Regions from separate parts of the Mus musculus genome. Here region 1 is linked to region 2. Evidence: chromatin loops called from intact Hi-C (ENCODE). Cell type or tissue: left cerebral cortex. All regions are shown on one strand. Links, peaks and the distances in the headings refer to the core of each region. The heading gives the core; the rest is flanking DNA. Region 1 has its middle 64 kb from the start of Aldh8a1. Region 2 overlaps Aldh8a1 (aldehyde dehydrogenase 8 family, member A1).

Evidence for each region. Peaks named below come from ENCODE experiments on the same cell type or tissue, not always from the same donor. Only the 100,000 strongest peaks of a DNase experiment are listed, where the experiment ranks them.
Region 1: a loop joins it to region 2, with 2.4 times the contacts of the local background. A loop is called at or near these places in 7 of 42 quality-filtered maps.

Annotation. Positions count from the first base shown.
Region 1 is chr10:21,436,869-21,446,602 of GRCm38, forward strand. No RefSeq gene overlaps it. Among named protein-coding and RNA genes, the nearest start is that of Aldh8a1, 64 kb to the left of the region's middle. In left cerebral cortex, for the core only: no CTCF peak of the experiment used is centred there; DNase peaks (open chromatin) are centred at 4,407, 7,026, 7,698 and 8,932; H3K27ac peaks cover 1,425 bases.
Region 2 is chr10:21,386,600-21,396,333 of GRCm38, forward strand. It overlaps Aldh8a1 (aldehyde dehydrogenase 8 family, member A1), which reads left to right. Exons shown (of 7, transcript NM_178713.4): 5 at 2,469-2,725; 6 at 4,968-5,129; 7 at 8,789-9,734. The coding sequence ends at 9,241. Among named protein-coding and RNA genes, the nearest start is that of Aldh8a1, 14 kb to the left of the region's middle. In left cerebral cortex, for the core only: no CTCF peak of the experiment used is centred there; DNase peaks (open chromatin) are centred at 4,064 and 6,403.

The sequences.
Region 1 (9,734 bases), core at 992-8,991, 50 kb after region 2:
TCACACACACACACACACACACACACACACACACACACACACACACACTGACACACACAGCCTTTGGCTGAACCACTCACACACCTCCACGTAGCTAACACCTTTCCTCCAATATTCCTGAGTTATTACTTACTAAAATCTATATTACATCTTTGTAGCCCTAGACCCAGTCCAGGGACCCTCTGGGGCCACGATCCCTGACTCTTACTTGATGGCTATGCTCTCTTCTGCACCTCTCAGGCCTAGTCTTTCCTCCTTTCCAGGCATGGCGGCTCTATCTTCTTACTCCTCCCTGGTCCCTTGTCTGGGAATCCTAAAGTCCCATCTTTGTCTCCCTGCCCAGTCATTGGCTTCCAGCAACTTTATTTACCTATCAAAACCAACCTCAGCATCCTATGTGAAGATTCTCGTGCAATTTTGGGGACCCAATTAACATAATACAAGTGTTAGACCAAATCCACAACAAGTAGGCATATTTTGGAACATTTTGTTTTAACTTGGAGATCTGAAAATTGAGCAGACTGGTGCCAAACTGTCCCCTTAAAGGCCCAGATATATGAGATTTGCAGAGAAAGCCTCCCTTTGCTCTCGACCCTTGCTCTCACAAATGGCTGTCGCATACAGAAATGGTACAAGGAGAATCTAAGTTGATAAAGCCATCCAGGGTGCCTGGGGTCCCCAAGGACCTGGAACAATACTTAGATGCTTCTAGAGAATTTGGTGAACTCTATAGAAATGATCTTTGTATTATGAAGTTTGCATAGGAAGTGAGTGATGAAATCACAATCAATCTGATTGGACAGTTAGTTGTCTTCTGGTTCATTTATCACGTCTACTATTGCACACTTGAACCTACAGTGGCTTCTTGAGAATGAACTAGAATAAATGCCATTAGATTTCCTTCGTGGCTTTTTGGCTAAGATGAAGTGAGAAGTCTTCAGAGAAGCAGGCGAAGTTTATTTTTGATGTGGGATGAGCCCTCAGTGAACCCCAGTGTCAGAGGCCTGCTGTTCATTTATCATAGACAGACTACTGCTGCGTGGGACCACTTGGAAAGTTGTGATAGTTTGGGCTGTTATAATACAATATTGCTGGGCTGCAGTGTGTGTGTGTGTGTGTGTTTGTGTGTGTGTGTGTGTGTGTGTGTGTGTGTTAAAGTTCTCCTTTCCAAGTTATTAAGAATGACTCTAAATCAGCCTTCGTGATTTCCAGTGAGATCTTTGGCATTTGTGATTTTCCACACTCACTGGACTTGCACACATGAATCACAGAAGTTAAACAAGTATTCCTCAACAGAATGTTCTAGTCCTAAAAATGTTCTACATCTGCACTGTCTAAGAAGTAACCATTAGCTACGTGTAATTTTTAAGCACTTGAAATATGGCCAGTGGGACTGAAAAAAAATCTAAATCTTCAATTAATTTTAACTCAAATAGTCATGTGAGGTTAGGATCTATCATAATTGAGCAGTGCCGATCTAATCTCTTAATCCGATTTTCTCTGCAATGTTGATGTAGAAAGGAATTCATAAATAACCATGACAGCAATGATATTGTGCACACATTTCATATAAGCCGAGTGCATGTTATTGAATCAGGAGCAGGGCTGGGTCCTGCTGGTAGCATACCATGATGGTCCTCGAGAGAGGAGAGTCCTAACAGAGTCTCTGCATCCTTGGCCTGGTTGTTACTGACATTTATTTAATTTGTGTCTGTCTTCCCACTTCTTGGATTTCTCATTCTGTACATTTGGTCTTCTCCCGAAGGTTTCTGCAATGCTGAGCAAGGTAAACAAGCACCCGCAAGAGAGCACAGAATCCAGAAGCCTGGCCCCTTCTAGAGTCTGGGTTTGTCCGCTGAGGTTCATGAGAGAGACAGGCGCCATTTGTCAACAGTGGCTCTTCCCTCAGTTTAGCCCTTATCAGTTTACATCCCCCTAAGCAGGTAGGAGCCAACTGCTCAGTATTTCTAGAGTTTTGGTTTCACCAGCCAACTGCAGGTTCTCAGGCTACTGTGAAACCAGTGGGGTAGACACTCTAACCCAAATGTAGATGCCCGAGGAAAACATAAGCCTTTGGCTTCATCCAGATTTTGAACTGGGCAGAACACCCACGTACAGGTCTGTCTACTTTGCTTAGTATACTGGGATTGATAATAATTTTATCCTCAAACATCAGGATACTGCTTGGTCAAATATTTGGACACCCTGTACCCTATTAGGGTTGATACATAAATTCAAGCATCATACTGTGAAAAATAAATCAGCTGTTATTTCTACAAAGGATCTGTTTAGACTCGGGTTCATAATGAGCATTTTTTAAAGAAAAAAAAGTCTACAATTCATTCTTCAGCATATGTCCTATACACAGAAATTAGAACATACAGGGGGAACTGTCTTGTGTTTGAGGACTCTGTCATCTGTAACCAATTTACTGAAATGGCTCAAGGAGAATTCAGAGTGAAAGCCATAGATCCACTGTAAATTCTGAGGTGTTTTATCTAGGGCCACAGCCTTACATGCAGAGATACTCAGGAGACATTTGAAACTAAGTTAACATAACAAAACAGTATATTTAAAGAAGATTCCTGTCTGTCAAGAACAATGTCTTCAGAGAGGAACCACATAAAGCCTGAAGGACTAATTTGACTCACTGACAGAGGGCAGTCATGTTGGGGCTACGGACACTTCCACAGACAGGCTAGTTCTGGATTGGCAAGTGAAGAATGCAATGTAGTATTTGTACAGTTTAAAGTTAAGACATGACTCCTTATAGTAAAGAATTGGTATTCACTGAAGACATCAAACTGAAGTTAAGGGAGACAGATTATAAATTGGAAATACGCAGAATTTTCATGACGGGACTTTTTTTTGTACTCGAAAAGCCGGAAAAAGTTGTTCTTTCATACAATGTTAGTCTCTGTGTGTCTTTGAGAACTGTTTCCCCTCCACCTGAAGCTAATTGAGAATTTACTATGTACAAAGGTAGTCATTTTGACCTTAAAATGTTCATATTATTACATTTTCTGTTGCCTTTAATAACTACACTTTTCAGGGTTAAATGCCCCTTTCTGTTGGTGGTTTCAGAGTCTGCTCTAAGAATACCCCTCCAGGAGGAAAAGTATGAGGTCTCACAAGCTCAGCTTCTGTCTGAAGAGCTCTTTGAAGAGAAAGATTCCTGACGCCTTTAACCAGCCACTACAGCAATTGGCTGAAGTAGGGGGGTTGTTGCTATGCATTTGAGATCAACCTGGGCTACACTTGAGTTCTTGTTTCAAAGAAAACACACAAAACACCCCCCAAACAGCCAAACCAACGAAACAACAGCAGCAGCAAAACCAAGCTATGACCACAGTTAAAGTTTATAGCTATGGAGAAGATAGAAATCTAGATTAATAAAGCTCTCAGAAGTATGTGCATGCCTGTGTGCCGGGTGGACAGGAAGGACAGAGATGGTGTGAAGAGGCCCTTTGACTCGTCCAAACATCTAGACCCAGAATCCCATCTATTGCATCTTTAAGGCACATTGTGAAACACAGGTGTCCATGTTATGAGTGACAGGGTTGGAACGCACAAAGCAGCCATCGATTTGATGGAATTGGCTCAGCAATGTCAAGAAGTGAGTTTCCTTTCCAATTTCTATCAGTGACATGTTCTAGAATACCCCCAATGTTATTTGGACCGGTGTCATTATTTAGTCCAGCAGTCGGTTAGGATTCTGTTGATTTTTCAACTAGAAAACCCTCTACCTTTCAGGTAAGTCAGAAACTTGCAGAACCAGATAGCTGTGTTTCCAGACTGGGAGAGGAGCTGCAAGTGCTCTGCTCAAACCACTCTGGTCTTCTGTCTAAATGCAAAATGTGTGTGTGTCAGGAGGGAGAGAGGTGGAGAGGGAGGGAGGGAGAGAGAGAGGGACTTGTGAGTTTGTGTGTCGTAGACCATGTGGGGAGGTCAGGAGATAAATTTCAGAAGTCAGTTCTCTTTTTCCATTATGTGTTCTGAGAACTAATCTTAGGTGTCAGGGCTGTGCAGGCATCCTTATCCACTGAACCATCTCAGTAGCCTTAAAACGTGATTTTCCCCCCATTGTAATAACTAGAAATCCATTTCAGATCCTCCTGTTGACCTTACTCCTGCAATGGTTGTCAAACAAGAGTGGTTTGGCTCCCTAGAATATCTGAAAATGTCTGAAGACATTTGGGAAAGTTGTTTTTCATGACAAGTGGATTGCTATTGGCACCCAGGAAGAAGCAGAGATGGACTGAACAGCTTCCAGTGTGCTGAGAGTCCTACTCAAGGGAGGGTTATCTGGTTCCAAAGGGCAGCCTGAGTTTACGCAGGGTGTCTGGTTTCTTGTCCTCTTGTTATTGCATTCTTGGCTGTAGAAAACAAGAGGTGCCATCTGTGATCTCAGTAGGAAGACAGGCACGCAGGCATCCAGCCTTGCTCCAAATTACAGATGCGTCTCTTGAAAGCACTCAAAATGACAGCGTGGGCTCACTCCCATGTTCATGTGTAACAAACAGATGTCCTCACCCCCACCTCTGGGCCCTAGGAGAAAGATAAAATAGCAATCAGTGAGGACAGTTTGCAAACGTCTCTTTAACAGGCACTTTCCACCTTTGCTCTATTGACTATTGGAATGCTTAATTAAAAATAAGTTTTTCCCTGATTCTTTGCAAAGTACGTAACAGTTTATGTAAAAATACCACAAATCCTGCTTCCCTGTGACGTATGTGAACCCACCACTAGCCCCACAGGGAACCCCTGAGATTTCCTTCCTGTGGTCATGAATCTAGGGTTAGAGTGCACACCCGGTACGTATTGAGATACAAATTTAAGAACACAAGCAAGAAAGTTGAGATTTTAAATTTTGAGCATTTGTAGTGAGAGAGTGTCTATAAGCGTAGGAATTCTGTTCCCTGTAAATAAAGTGAGAGCACTTAGCCCAGGCCACCGAGAGAGCTGTTTGTTTAGCTTCAACTCTACATGGCCTTGTGATGACATCGTGTGTACCCTGTTACCTTACCTCATGATGACTTTTTTTTTCATCAGCTCCTGCAAAATATTTTGGCTACAATGAAAGCTGATGTCTCTCACTTTGTTCACATGGATTGGGAAACAAACTCCAGTTTAAAAAAAAAAAAAAGTCCCAATGATAGAAAGGGAACCTGGGTGATTTGATCTCATCGGTTCTGTTGGTGCAGATCACCCTTTGTAAGCTGGAAATGCAATCTGTGTTGATTCACAAAAGGGAGTCCAAATATGCATGTATGTAAACTGCTCGATTTGTAGGCCCATTCTTGAATTTTTCTCTGTGTGTTGTAACCTAATTTCTCTGAAGCTATGAAACAGGACACTGCCCAGCCTTATGAGTGGTTATAGTTTGCCAATGGGATCTCAATATTCCTTTCAGACAGGGCCACAGAGTAATGTAACCTCTCCAGAGTGTCCAGAGACCATGAAGTCCTTTGGTTAAAAAAGACTGACCTAGAAGAAAGAAATCCCACTGGTTCTGAGGATGCCTGTAACCCTAGAAACCACAGGGCAGTGGAGTCCTCACCATCAGCCAGTGGCCGAGTCCACTCATAACAAAACAACCTTCTCCAGGGCCAGTGTGTGACCCACAAAAATGCCCCACGTTATAATCAGCCTCTCTCACTCAGGTACGAGCGGTAAACAGCGCCTGTTTATTTCTCTGCTGGTTGTTCCTCTGGGCTGCTCAAAGATTGGGCCAGCTTAAGATTGAGGCTTCGCACCTTCAAGGGGATGTGGCTTTCCTAGAGAGGCATCAGGACACCCCTGCCCCTGTGACTGACAGCAAGGGGGACAGCACATTGTTTTTCTTTAGGACGTTGCTTCATTAAAAATGCTTCCTATTTTATCATACTTACAAGTGGCTAGCAATCCGTGCCTTTCTGGAAATTCTATCTAATTCTCAAGCTAGAGGAACAGGGGCCATGACTTGTTTTCTACTTCTTGGAATTCATCCTGACTCTGGGAGAGGTCAAGGCTGTGTCAGAACTAGTATCAGCTCATTGGTGAAACTAGATGTCAGTGAAGTCTTAGAACTGGGAGTGCCGCTATCTTACAATGGAAGTGGAGAAAGACCAAGCTGACATTTATCTAAGGTACAAAGAGACGGAATGATTGAGCCATGGTTTGCTTTAGGTATTTTGAGTCCCAGATCCACTGCCCTCTTTATTATATACTTCTGAATAAAATTATTTAGTTCCATAATTTACCACGGAAATATCTATAAAACAAATTTTCATAGTAAATTATGCTTAGGTGCCCCAAAGCTTCAGTTGCGTAATGTAATTGGATGCAGCATGTTTTCCATGAACCCTAGTGCTTTTCCCTAACACTAGATCTGGAGTTGCCTACGGTGTCTACAGTGCTATGTTGCTCCTGCCTGCTCTCTGTAGCTCACTGGCCGTGGGCTGTTACTGTTTTTAATTCCTAGCTGGACCCGTAGCTGTGGCCAATTGCCCTCCACTCAGTGATCTCCAGGACTACGTGCCAGAAGATGGCAAGATTCTGAGACTCTTAGAAGCATACCGGTCTTTCTTCTCAAATCAGGAACGAAATTGAAATGGCTTTCACGCCACATGACTTCTTCCTCTCTAAGCCATATTTGGTTTTTCTTTCTAGAAGTAATTCAATGGCACTCTCCTGATCAAAAGATGGCCTGACTGTGTTTAAAAGCAAGGCTCGCTACTGTTAGGCTGTAAACACGTGGAGAGTCTTAGCCTGGGACTACCCCGTGTTTGAAGAAACATTTCTTATTTCTATCCGAAGGCCCCTCCTGAAGGTCAGAGCTGAAGGAATTCATGTCCTAGCAGGGGACATAATTAGCCAGTAATGAGAGGCTGTCCTGAGGGGCGTCCTGAAACCTCTGTGGAAGTGTTGTGGGACAGACGGCCTGTTGTAATCCGTGGGATGGAAATGAGCTTCAGTGCTTAAAATGTTTCATAACTCCAAATCAGGCTGAGCCTCCTCCTGTCAGCCCACTGAGAGGCTGTGCCTGTGAGGGGAAGCGGCTGATGCTGTGGTCTTCTGGGGGAGGGGTGGTGGAGCCTGCTTTGTGCCTTGTAAAATATAAAGGCTTTCTGGTTCCATTCCATCTTCTTAAAAGGAAAAGCTACATGTTATATTATTCCGTTTGTATGAAAGGTTGCAAATAAATGAGTCTCTGGAGACATGGAAGCCTAAGCTGGTGGGTGTGTGCACAGGGAGGAGAGGGGTAAGGCTTCTTGAATGTTTGGGAAGGTAAAAATGGCAGCTTTTGCTTCCTGTACGCCAGCCTCTGCTGGTGTGCCCACCCATGCAGCCCTTGCTCCCTCTCCTGAAGTGAGTGCTAGCACACTCTTCCAGCTTACAGACAAGGGACCCGAGGCTCAGAGGAGGATCCAGGACTAGTTCCTTCATGGTCACACAGCTGGGATCCCTGCCTCACCATCTTGCTTTAGCATTGATACATAGACTGCAGGGCTTGGCTCTTTCTGCATTCAACTAAGGTCATTACAGTTTGGCCACCCAAAACACAGTGGTGAGAGGTCATGTTGGTGGAGGAGCTGAGGGTGGCCCAATCTAAATGTTGGCATAGGCTGGGTCTGCAGCAAAGGTTATCTGTACAAACAGATTAGCTCTCCTGGCTGTCATGCCAGTGGTGTGGCTGACGTCAATATCAACCTACACGGGCTTCTGTTTGCTTTGAGCTGGGGCCCACAGGCATCTCTCACCGTAGATTGGTCTGTGTGGTAGAGCTCTCCCACCGGAGACACCTGGAGTGGTCCTCGCAGCTGGAGCAGGCAAGCTAGCACGGCCCTCATTTCTGATGCAATATTGGCAAGCTGTCTCTGTACCGTGACCTCGACGATCAATGTGTGCACACACCACCCACATCAGTCCTTTGTAAGAAGCAAACAGCATTCATATTGCTTTATTGTTTTTAAATCATATACATTGATTTCTCAATGAAAGAAAGTGAGTCCCCTTAGGGATTTAGAATAACTTTCGTTTTGAGTTAACAATATATAGAAACAACAGTTTTCTATTTTGCCGACTACTTCAAAATAGATATTTCCAGTGTTCTAATTTTCCTCTTTATTTTTTCATATGTAGTTTTAAGTTCATAACCTTGACTCTGCAATCCTGCTGGACTTGGGGGGTGGGAAATGAGGAAAATATGAAAGCCAAAGACTGTCAGGGAAAAGCAGAGATTCCAGGAGCTTGTGAGCAGACGGGGTGGGGGCACTTTCCAGAGCTACAGAAAGAATGGCGGGTAAGATCCTGCAGGTCAAAAGGGTTAGAACTGTCCACTGTCAGCAATGGGTATTTTCTTCCAGATCTTGCCCTCCCTAGATCCCAAACACTCCATGGATTCCACAATGATGCACTCCCACTTCTTTCACCTTCCCAAAGACCAGCCACAGTCTTAGCAGTGAACAACAGAACCATTTGTGTTTGCATCAGTGTTTGCCATGGACAAGACCTGTATGCTGCAGGATGAAACTCTCATCTTTAGATTTCTTCTTGCAAAGTGACCTGCCACCAGTGCCATTATGCTGTGTGGAGTCATGACCCTGGCACATGGATCCTGGAACAACTGTGTGACAGAAGGAAACTTTAGATACGAATCCTTTCTCTGCAGGGCTCAGAACACCAAAGTTTTCTGCTGTCTTTGGAATTTAGTCTGCAAACGGCTCAAAGAAGATCCATCTCAAGGGCTTATCAATCATTGTGATGTCGAAGAACTCGGTGGGATGGCCAGGGCTGCAGCAAGGGCAACAGGGGAAGGCACCTCCTGCCCTAGCTTTTCTTGATGACTTTGTGTCTTTCAAATAAACGAAACTCATGGCTATGCTCAGCCTAGGAGCTCTAAGACCCCAGGGAGGGGTGAGCTGTAGTAAAGGGTGTGAGTCTCTGCCCGGGTTTTGCAGCCACTAAGAACTTGGCAGTCATGTGCCTCCAGGCGGCCTAGAAATCTTCACAGGGATTCCGTTTCCTGACAGTAAAATGAAAGCAATTGAAATATCAACTTCCAGTGTTGTAGCAAAGTTTAAATGTCCTTTCCAAGGACAAAATTACAACTTTAGCTGAGTTGGCTTTATTGTCAATTCTAGAATTAAAGCACACACACATACACACATACAACTATATGTATATGTAAAAATTCTCTATATATTTTAATTATATATTTATTTTATATATGCAATACATATTACATATATAATATAAATATAATATAAAATGTATATTTTATATTATATTTTTATATTTTACTAAGAAGGTTGAAAGAGACCAGTAGAAACTGTGTCTTCTAGATGTGACAAGGACACTGTATGCATGAACACACAGCTCTAGCTTACTGCACATGACCTGCACATGATCAAGCCAGTCAACATTCTAGCCAGAAGGGGAAGAGGGCATGAACCCACCCTTAGCTGAAAAGCGATTGAAAGCTAATGGCCTCTGGGGAAGGGAGAATCTGTTTTCTTTAAGGGTGTGGCTCCCAGTAGGTCAGACTCACCACAGTGGATGTTCTCAAACCCAGGAATATTTGGCCAGTACAAATTAGAGTCAGTGAGTTAATTAAAAAAAAAAAAAGATGAAGTTGGGGTGGGTAAGTAATTGGGGTGAATCTGAGAGGAGTTGAGGTGACTGTGATCATGAAACGTTGTTTAAAATTTTCGAAGAATTAATAAAAATATTTGGAAATTTTACATGTAATT
Region 2 (9,734 bases), core at 892-8,891:
GCTTGCCGCTGGAGCTCAGGGCCTCAAGGGATTGTGGGAAGCATGGCCTTGCTTTTGCCCTGCCAGTGGCTGTCCTTCTAGAATCCTCTTTGTTCTGAGGACCGAGTTCTTCTACATGGTACATAGAGCTCTTCTGTCTGTAAATATGAACCAATATTAACCTAAACTAGACTCAATAAACTCATACAGTGAATATAGAGGCTGAGGGCTTAGGTGTGACACTGACAGATTCATCACAACATTGACATCCCACCTGTCTGTCTCCTCCTTTAAGGAGCTGCTTGGTGGTGGTGGCATGGGGCTCAGGGGTCTTCACCATCCCCTCAAGGTGACCAGGCTTATGGTGCGGCTCAGTAGAAGTGAGTTCTGGATAATACTGGGTTGTTAATGTGAAAGCACCATTTATACTTTAAGGTCACATTCTTGAAGATTTGGTTTGATTTGAAGAGAGATGCCTAACTGGGGAACGGGGAGGAGACAGGAGCTGCCAGGCTGTTCCAAAAGCTTCTCACACAGGATTTCTGCACCTGCTCTAGTCGCCTGAGGAAACAGAGGGACCTCCTAGATGCAAACACAACGTGACCATGTCAGGCTTCTCCATTTCTAAACTTGTTTCTGTGTGGATGCTGACCGCTAAGCACAGGTCTATGTGGATGCTGACTGCTAAGCACAGGTCGGTGCACTCAGCCCCTAACATTTGTTAACTTGCTCTGACCAGACTGCTGATTGTCATTTAGCTTTACTTTGCCACATTTCTCAATATAATCAATAATAAGTAGTAAGTAATAATAATCAATAGTAAGTACCTTACAGGGTTGTGAGGCCAGAAACCCATTTGTAATCTCCCCTTATAAGGGAGGGATGTGTTTCCAGATTGTGAGTAGACACCTGAAACTGTGGATGGCTTTGGTCTCTCTGTGTGCCTTTTTTTAATATATGCATATATACCTATGGTAAAGTTTAATTTATAAATTGGGCATTATGAAAAATTAATAATAGAATAGAAAAGGCCTAACAATGTACTATAATAAAACATGATGTGCAAGTGGCCATTTTCTTCAAATGAAAAGACAAATATTTCAGATGATAAGTGACTTTGGGTAATGGAAACCATAGAAAACAGAGGATGACCACACATTGCTTGTAGCAATAGCTATGCTCACAAAGCAGCCACTGTGTGTCAGCATTTACTGATGGCTCACGGCATACCACGGGGAAGAAAATTCAGATAGTTCATCTGCACGTGGTGCCCAAGTGTAGAGGAGTAAATTCATGGTTGGGGAGCTATCTTAGTAAGTTACGTGCTTATCTCAGAGCAAGAGGATCTGAATTCAGTCTGTACAGCCCAGGGGACAGAGCCAGGTGTGGAGGTACACACACAGGAGAAATCCGGGTGCCGGGAACAGGGGATCAGTGTGTGCGTGCATGCGTGCATGTGTGCATGTGTGCATGCCTGTTGATCTCATGCTTAGAGGCAGCCAGTGTAGCTCACTGCAGAAGCTCAGGCTAATGAGAGGCTCTGTCTCCAAAAGGATGTCTTCTGAGGTATGCACTGAGCCTCTCGATACATGTGCATTCACATGAATACACACTCAGACACATTTGCACACACATAGGTATCCACATGCATTCACATGAATACATACTCAGACATATGTGCACACACATGTGTATCCACATGCATTACATGAATACACATTTAGACACATGCATACACATATGTACACACATGCATTCACATAAATACACACTCAGACACATGTACACACACATGTGCAGTCACATGAATACATAGACACATGGAAATAACACATATGCACATACCCTAAAGAATTTAATCCTGAAAACAGGTATTCATGTAAATTTGGGTCTAAAGGGTCTTGCAGTAGAATAGATTGAGGCACTGTTTTTTGTATGGTCTTGGTATTTGTCACTTGATCTTGGTTGCAGCAATGCTGTATATAACCAAGGGCACAGGATCTTGAGTCAAAATCACCCCCTCTGGGAAGCCTACTCTTGCTTCTCTCAGCTAGGAGAGTTGATCTCTTCACATTTCTGCAGATTCAAATATCTACTTACTTAACATGGTCACCTTGGTCTACAACTTCTGGGTATCAAGTTGGAGCCAGTCCCCGCTCTACATGAGGTTTGATCTGCCCAATGGTACTTCTACATCAGCCCCAAAGGCTTAGTCAGTGTCAGAGTTTCTTAGAATGTCCCCACTCTGCATCTTTCCAGGCCAAAGCACCCAGAAAACCCCAGCAGGTGGATTCTATAAGCAGAGGTGACTTTGTAGATTGGCTTTGTTATTAACTTGAGCTTGTCATAAAACCTCCAGATGCAGTCACACAAGCCCACCCCACCCCCACGTACCAGCTTTTGGACTCCCGGAGGAGAGTCTGCACGCCACTTCCGGTATCCTGGTAACCCTGGAAGAATTCCTACCACTGGTTTCATTTCCCATCCAGGTGTCCCACCAGGTGTGATCAACATTGTGTTTGGAACAGGGCCGAGGGTTGGTGAAGCCCTTGTGTCTCACCCCGAGGTACCCTTGATCTCGTTCACTGGGAGCCAGCCCACAGCTGAACGGATTACCCAGCTCAGTGCCCCCCACTGCAAGAAGCTTTCCCTGGAGCTGGGAGGCAAGAATCCTGCTATCATCTTTGAGGATGCCAACCTGGAGGAGTGTATCCCGGCAACCGTTAGGTCCAGCTTTGCTAACCAGGTATGAGTCCCGCTTACTACGGCCCTGTCCGGTTGGATCTATTTTATCACAGTGCAAAGCCCAGGGGGTTGGCCGTGGTCTGTTATTTTTCTAAAAGTGGAATCAATGACAGAGCTACTCTGGCAGGGGGGAGCGCCTGGTATGGTCATGGAGCCTTCCCGTCAAGTTCCTCATCTTAAGTCACACAACTTTTATTCAGTGCCAGCATGGTGGAACCATCGACTTCGTTACTCCCGGCCGGCCGCTGCGTTTATTTATTCACGCAGCTGCCTGCTCTTCCCTGCCGTCAAGCATTAGACTGACAGTAGATTTTCTTCTCTCCCAGAACTATTCCTGATGCCTGCACAAGTTCCCATTCCCTGTCACATTCTGAGCTTGGAGTGACAGAGAACTTCAGGACATCTTTGCATCTCCTATTATTATCACATCAGAGGTGTTTCTGTGGTTCTTCAAAGGCACAGCCTCTTCGAGGATTAAGAACACTAGACCAGATTAACTGAACAGCAGCTTCCCACAGATGGGAACAAGGCCTCTATTTCTTTACCTTTATAATCAATTGAACAATGCCACGTTCCAAAGGGCTTCTGTGAATGATTAGTAAGAAACGTGGCTTTTAATTAATATTTTCATGAAAATTGAAATGACGGTCATTTCCTTTACCATAATTCCCAAAGAAGAGGGCGAGAAATGTATTGTTTGGGTATTGATAGACAAGTCCGTGTTATAACACAAATGATTTAATCATCAAACTGAGCAGATATCAGTAAACCACTACTAACTGTACCAGGGCTTCAGGACAGCGAGAGGGACAAACTCTGAGAACTGAAGTGAACGAAACTCAGCTGACACATTGTGTAAGGTAGCCATATGCTAAGCAAGGAGATGTTCATCTACCAGGATTCTTTTAGGATTTGGGTTGGCCCATCAGACCTTTCTTTGGGGGATGATGTTTTAAGGTATAAATGAAATAAAAGGGATGTTCAAGCCAAGATGGATTTTAAGCAAACTATCAATCTTGCTTTGTTTGCTTAGCTGATTGATGAGTTCCAGACAGAACATATTTTTCTTAATTGAAGATAATTGGTTTCGAGCGAGGTAGGGGTGAACTCCCAGCGTGGCCTTGAGCGTATATTAATTCAAAACTCCATTTTCTAATCATGGACTGAGAATACTCACACACCACAAAGCTTTCATGGAGAAAATATCCAAATCAGGGCCTGCAATGGCATGGAGATTCGGTGCATGAGGCTTTCTTGGGAGTCATCGTTTCTGAGCTCAGTGTGACCTACATTTTCCTAGCACTAAATGATGAAATTGGTTAGAACTATTCTCTCCACCACATCCTTCTTTTGCGAAAGGAACTTATGCAAATGAATCCAGCAGGTGTTTGCCCATCTTCCAAGTCACACAGGCAGATGGTTCTCATAGTTGTCCTGTTGGAGAAAGAATTCATTATCTCAGAACATTAACTGCTTGTTTTGGACATTAAGCCTTTGTATAAATACCAAGATAATTAGAATCGTTCTGTTGCCTAGGATTACTGTGAACATTAAATATAGATGTGATGAAATGTTATCAATATCTGTGCATCCATACACATTTGCAGTTTGCTTTGAAATGTTTAGATGTGGTTCATAAACTACTTAATGTTATATTTAAATGGCAGTTAGGATTATTTTTCTCTCCAAAACCTAGCAGGACCTTTCCCCCGGGCATTCAGCATATGTTTATATGCCTAGTGGGCATCAGGATTGAACATACACAGCATGAAGTCTTGATCCGCCCTCTCTCTCCACCCACTGGAAAAGTGTCTCTTCTCTTTGTCCCCTTTTCCTTTCCCACAGAAAAGTATTCCATCCAAAGTGGAACAGGGCCCAAAGCTGGGATCAACCCTGTTATGTCTTTCTCTTTTCCCTCATGTTAACCACAAGTCCCTTCAAATAGGCACTCTGTAAATATTCCCCATGAATTTTTTTCATTGAAATTCTTAATTTTATCATTTGCCTAATGTTCTTCTATTGTTTTGATAACTCTGTGAAGTCATATGGTGTAGTGAACGTTTATTTGTTTTTTGTCTGTCTTCCTGTGAGATTATGTGTTCTGTGTGGTAGGGACTAGTTCTGTTGACAGCTGGATCTCATTGCCTGGACCAGTGCCTGGTACACGGCAGGTGATCAAAACCATGCAGGCATCTATCCGTGAAGAATGTCCCCAACGTCATCATTTTCTTCACTTTTGACAGGGGGAGATTTGCCTTTGTACCAGTAGAATCTTTGTCCAGAGAAGCATCTACAGTGAATTTCTGAAGAGGTTTGTGGAAGCTACCAGAAAGTGGAAAGTTGGTGTTCCTTCTGACCCATCAGCCAACATGGGTGCTCTGATAAGCAAAGCACATTTGGAGAAAGTAAGTGGATCTCTGCCATCTACACTCCGGAAAGTTCTTAATTAAAGAGAAACGTAGAGGCTTTGTGTGGTGGCTCACACCTTTGACCCCAGCATTCAGGAGGCAGAGGCAGGTGGAGCTCTGTGAGTTCAAGGCTAGCCTGGTCTACATAGTGAGTTTTAGAATAGCCAGAGCTACATAGTGAGACCCTGTCTCAAAAACAAAACAAACAAACAAACAAAAAACAAAACAAACAAACAAAAACAAGAGAGATATGTAGAGAGAGACAGAGAAGGAAAGAGGGAGAGAAGCAGAAATGGGGTGGGGGTGGAACTCAGGTCTTGGAAAAGTCACTCAGAGGGATTAGGTCTGAATTTGGATTCTAGGACCCACGTTGAGAAGCTCCAAATGCTTGTAACTCTAGCTCCTAGGGATCAACACCTGCTCCTGACATCCATGGGCACACTCACCTGCACACACACACGTGTACACATGCACAAGTAAATAGAATAAGTCAATTCTTAAAGAGAAACTCAGTGTAAGCAGAATACTATGTATCAGACCTTGAGATATTATTACTTTTGAGAAATTATCGGGTGTGGGAAACTTTCTCGTGTGCTTGATCCTATTCTCCCCATCCATAAGCAAATGGTTCCTCTTGAAAGAGAGCTTGCCAGCCTAGCCTAACTACACTGCCCGGAGCTCCCCCAAGTCTCCAGTGCCTACTTTTTCTCACCTTTCTTGTTTGACATTTGTTTGAATGTGTGAGAGTTTTGCCTGCAGGTGGGCCTGTATGCTGTGGATATGCATGTAGCCCAAGGAGGTCAGAAGAAGGCACTGGATAGTAGACATGGTAGTGAGCCATTACGTGGGTGCTGGGAACTGACTCCAGGTCCTTGTCCAGATCCTTGGCCAGGGTCACATGCTCCTGACCACCGAGCCGTCTCTCTAGCTCACTCCATGATTCTTAACACTGCCTAATGCATAGTGTGCACTTCTTCTCTTACTGACCATCTCCCCCTGAGCAGAAAGTAGTCAGGTTTATGTACTGTTGTATCCTGAGACTTTAGAAAATCACCATAAATACAGCAGTTGTCAGTATTCATTGGAAGAATCATGGTGACACTATATTCTGGGTTTCAGAACTGTGTTCAGAACATTAAACTCAAGGTACCTAGTTTCTTTAAAAAAATTCTCTTTGGTGCTTGGCTGAAAGTACTTGGAACTGGGTCTAAACATATAGGTTCTGGACATCTCCCTTGCTGGCATGAATCAGCATAGACTCCAAATGGAAAACAAACTCCATTACCCAGTCTCTGTTCAGAAAAGTACTTGCGTCATTGACTCTGAGTCACTGGGTTAGCTTATGGCATAATTTATTTTACATTATAATCAGCTACACTACATTACCTACATTTGTTTTTAGAGTATAATCAGTAATAAGACTGAAAATTAGAGATTTCTATTTCTTCTTCTTCTTTTCTTCTCCTCCTCCTCCTCCTTCTCCTCTTCCTTCTCCTTCTCCCTCTCTTTCTCCTCCTTCCTTCTCCCCTTCCTTTCTCCTTCTCCTCCTCCTCCTTCTTCTTCCTCTTCTTCTTCCTCTTCCTACTCCTCCTTCTCCCCTCCTCCTCCTCCTTCTTCCTCCTCCTCTTCTTCTTCCCTTATTAAGTCTTTGAGGAATTCACATAATGTATTTTGATCAGATTCACCATGCCCCCAATTCCTCCAAGTTCCATCCCCATTCCATACCCACCCAAATTTGTTTCAGGTTTTACCACATCAAGTCCTGTGTATCGCCTGTGTATTCTTGGGTGTATGGATGTCCACTGGAATGTGGCCAATCTCTCCAAGCAGCTATCAGCTACCTACAGCTACTCCGCTAAGGGAGGGACCTCATGCCTACTTCTCTCTCAATGCTGACATTTTATCTGTCTTGAGCTTGTGCAGGTCTTTTGTATGCTGTCACAGTTGCTGTGAGTTCATATGTGCAGTTGCCTTATGCCATCCAGAAAACACTATTTCTGTGTGGCCATCCACTGGTTCTGCCTTTCATAGTCTTTCTGCTCCCTTCTTTTGCAAAGATCCCCAAGGAGATGGTGTGATAGAGATGTCCCATTTATGGCTTAGTACTCTTCAGTTTCTTTTCTTCTCTTTTTATTAGATATTTTCTTTATCCATATTTCAAATGTTATTCCCTTTCCTGGTTTCCCTTCTGACAACCCCTATCCCATCCCCCCTTCCCCTCTCACCATCCCACCCACTCCCCCTTCCCTGTCCTGGCATTCCCCTACACTGGGGCATTGAGCCTTCTCAGGACCAAGGGTCTCTCCTCCCATTGATGTCCAACCAAAGAGTACACATGGAAGGACCCATGGCTCCAGCTGCATATGTAGCAGATGACAGCCTTGTACTCACTCTTCAGTTTCTTATTCTCTGCACCTTGACGAGTTGTGGATCTATGTGTTAATTATCATCATCTTAGGGGGTAAAAAGCTTTTCTGATGAGGGTTGAGAAATCTACTAATCTATGGTATAACAATAAATCATTAAGAGTCAGTTTAATATTGTGTTATGTCTCCTTAACAAAATAATAGTTGTAGATTGTCCTCTAGGGCCCATGGCCTGTTGAGTCACAGATTCTTGACGCCTGATAATGGTACCAGATAAGGATTCCTTTTTTTTTTTTTTTTTTTTTTTTTTTTGTGGAGCAGACCTTAAATCCAACCAGAAGACCTTAAATCCATCCAATTTATGGATCCCATGATATTTATGCTAATACTGCACCAATGGACATATCTGTCTGTGTACACCATTATTGTAGCTTGCAGGGTTCACATCCAGATAATTGTGATAACTATCTTTTTCCTCTTGAAATGTGCATAGTACCTTCCATGACTATGAAAGCTAGTCAGTAGGGATGATATTTGCACATCAATGACAGCTTCATTCCTCCATGTTCTGTGATTCAAGTATGTGATGTTTTCAGTAACATCATGTTCTAGAGGGTAAGCAAGAGCAAAGGCAATAGTCTGTAATATGAGAACTCGCTGGCTAATAGCTCTAATAGGTGTAATCCATTCCTGGCACTGGATGTTTTACTTGTTAGCCTGGGGTGTCTAATAAGGGCATTGCCACCCTATTATAGGGCATATTCCAACTTCTTACAATGAAAACACTTCTGTCCCTTGCAAAACGCTTGCGCACACACACACACACACACACACAGATATACACATGCACAACTCACACACGGGTGCACGCACACACACACATGCACAGAGTTTTGCACCTAACTACAGGATATGCCTGAATGTGAATTAAGCTTTGTTGTTTACTAGTTGCATGGATCCTATTATACTTTTGGAGGCACATTGATAAGGTGAACAACTTGGGGATGAAAAAAACCCGTAGAGTTACAAGTGACATACATAAAATCACTTACATTAGTGCCTGGTACTGAGGCATGAAATAATCTGCAACCTTTCCCAGGAGGGCTGAATATGCAAACTCTGGTGGAAACTGGTCTGCCTCAAGCTTTGCTCTCGTGGTAAGATAACCCCAAATCCCTTAGCATTGACCTTACATTGCCTTTTGATCATTGGAAAATATTGATTTTCCTGCTGATGTGTGTGAAACACCCAACGGTAAGAGGTTTATAATTATGGTTTTCACTCCCCCAGGTCAGAAGTTATGTCTTGAAAGCTCAGACTGAGGGTGCCCGGATTCTCTGTGGTGAGGGTGTGGACCAGCTGAGCCTTCCACTCAGGAACCAGGCAGGCTACTTCATGCTTCCCACGGTGATAACAGACATTAAGGATGAGTCCCGCTGCATGACGGAAGAGATCTTTGGTCCAGTGACGTGTGTTGTTCCGTTTGATAGTGAAGAGGAAGTGATTACGAGAGCTAACAGTGTTAGATACGGGCTGGCAGCCACAGTGTGGTCCAAGGATGTGGGGCGCATCCACAGGGTAGCTAAGAAGCTTCAGTCGGGGCTGGTCTGGACCAACTGCTGGCTCATCAGGGAGCTGAACCTGCCCTTTGGAGGGATGAAGAGCTCTGGAATAGGAAGAGAAGGAGCCAAGGACTCATATGACTTCTTTACTGAAATAAAAACCATTACCATTAAATACTGATCATCCTACAGCTGCTGTGGTTGACGCCTGCCAGCAGAGAATCGCTTGTCAGTGCAGTCAACAGAGATCCTAGGACATGTTCAGTCATGCCGCTGCTTGCCAGGAGACTGGCTCTCAATGACCACTGATGGTATTTTTACCAGCTTGTGAAGGAAAAAAAAAAGGCAGTTTTTATGAATTTTTGAAAATCTGCCCAAATCAGGTGTTTTTATTTGCAAATACACAGCAAAAACAAAACAAAGGCCTGGGAGATGACTCAGTGGGTAGCGTGCTTGCTGTATGAGCACAAGACCCTGAGCTCAGATCCCAGCATCAGTGCAAAAGACTGACCTGGTGGTATATAACACAACACACACACACACACCACCACCACCACCACCAGCAGCGACAACAACAACAACAACAACAACAACAACAACAAGCCTGAAGAGAAACAACGCACCATCAATTTCTCCCTTGACAAAGCTTTGAAGATGAGCCTCTCAGCCCCATA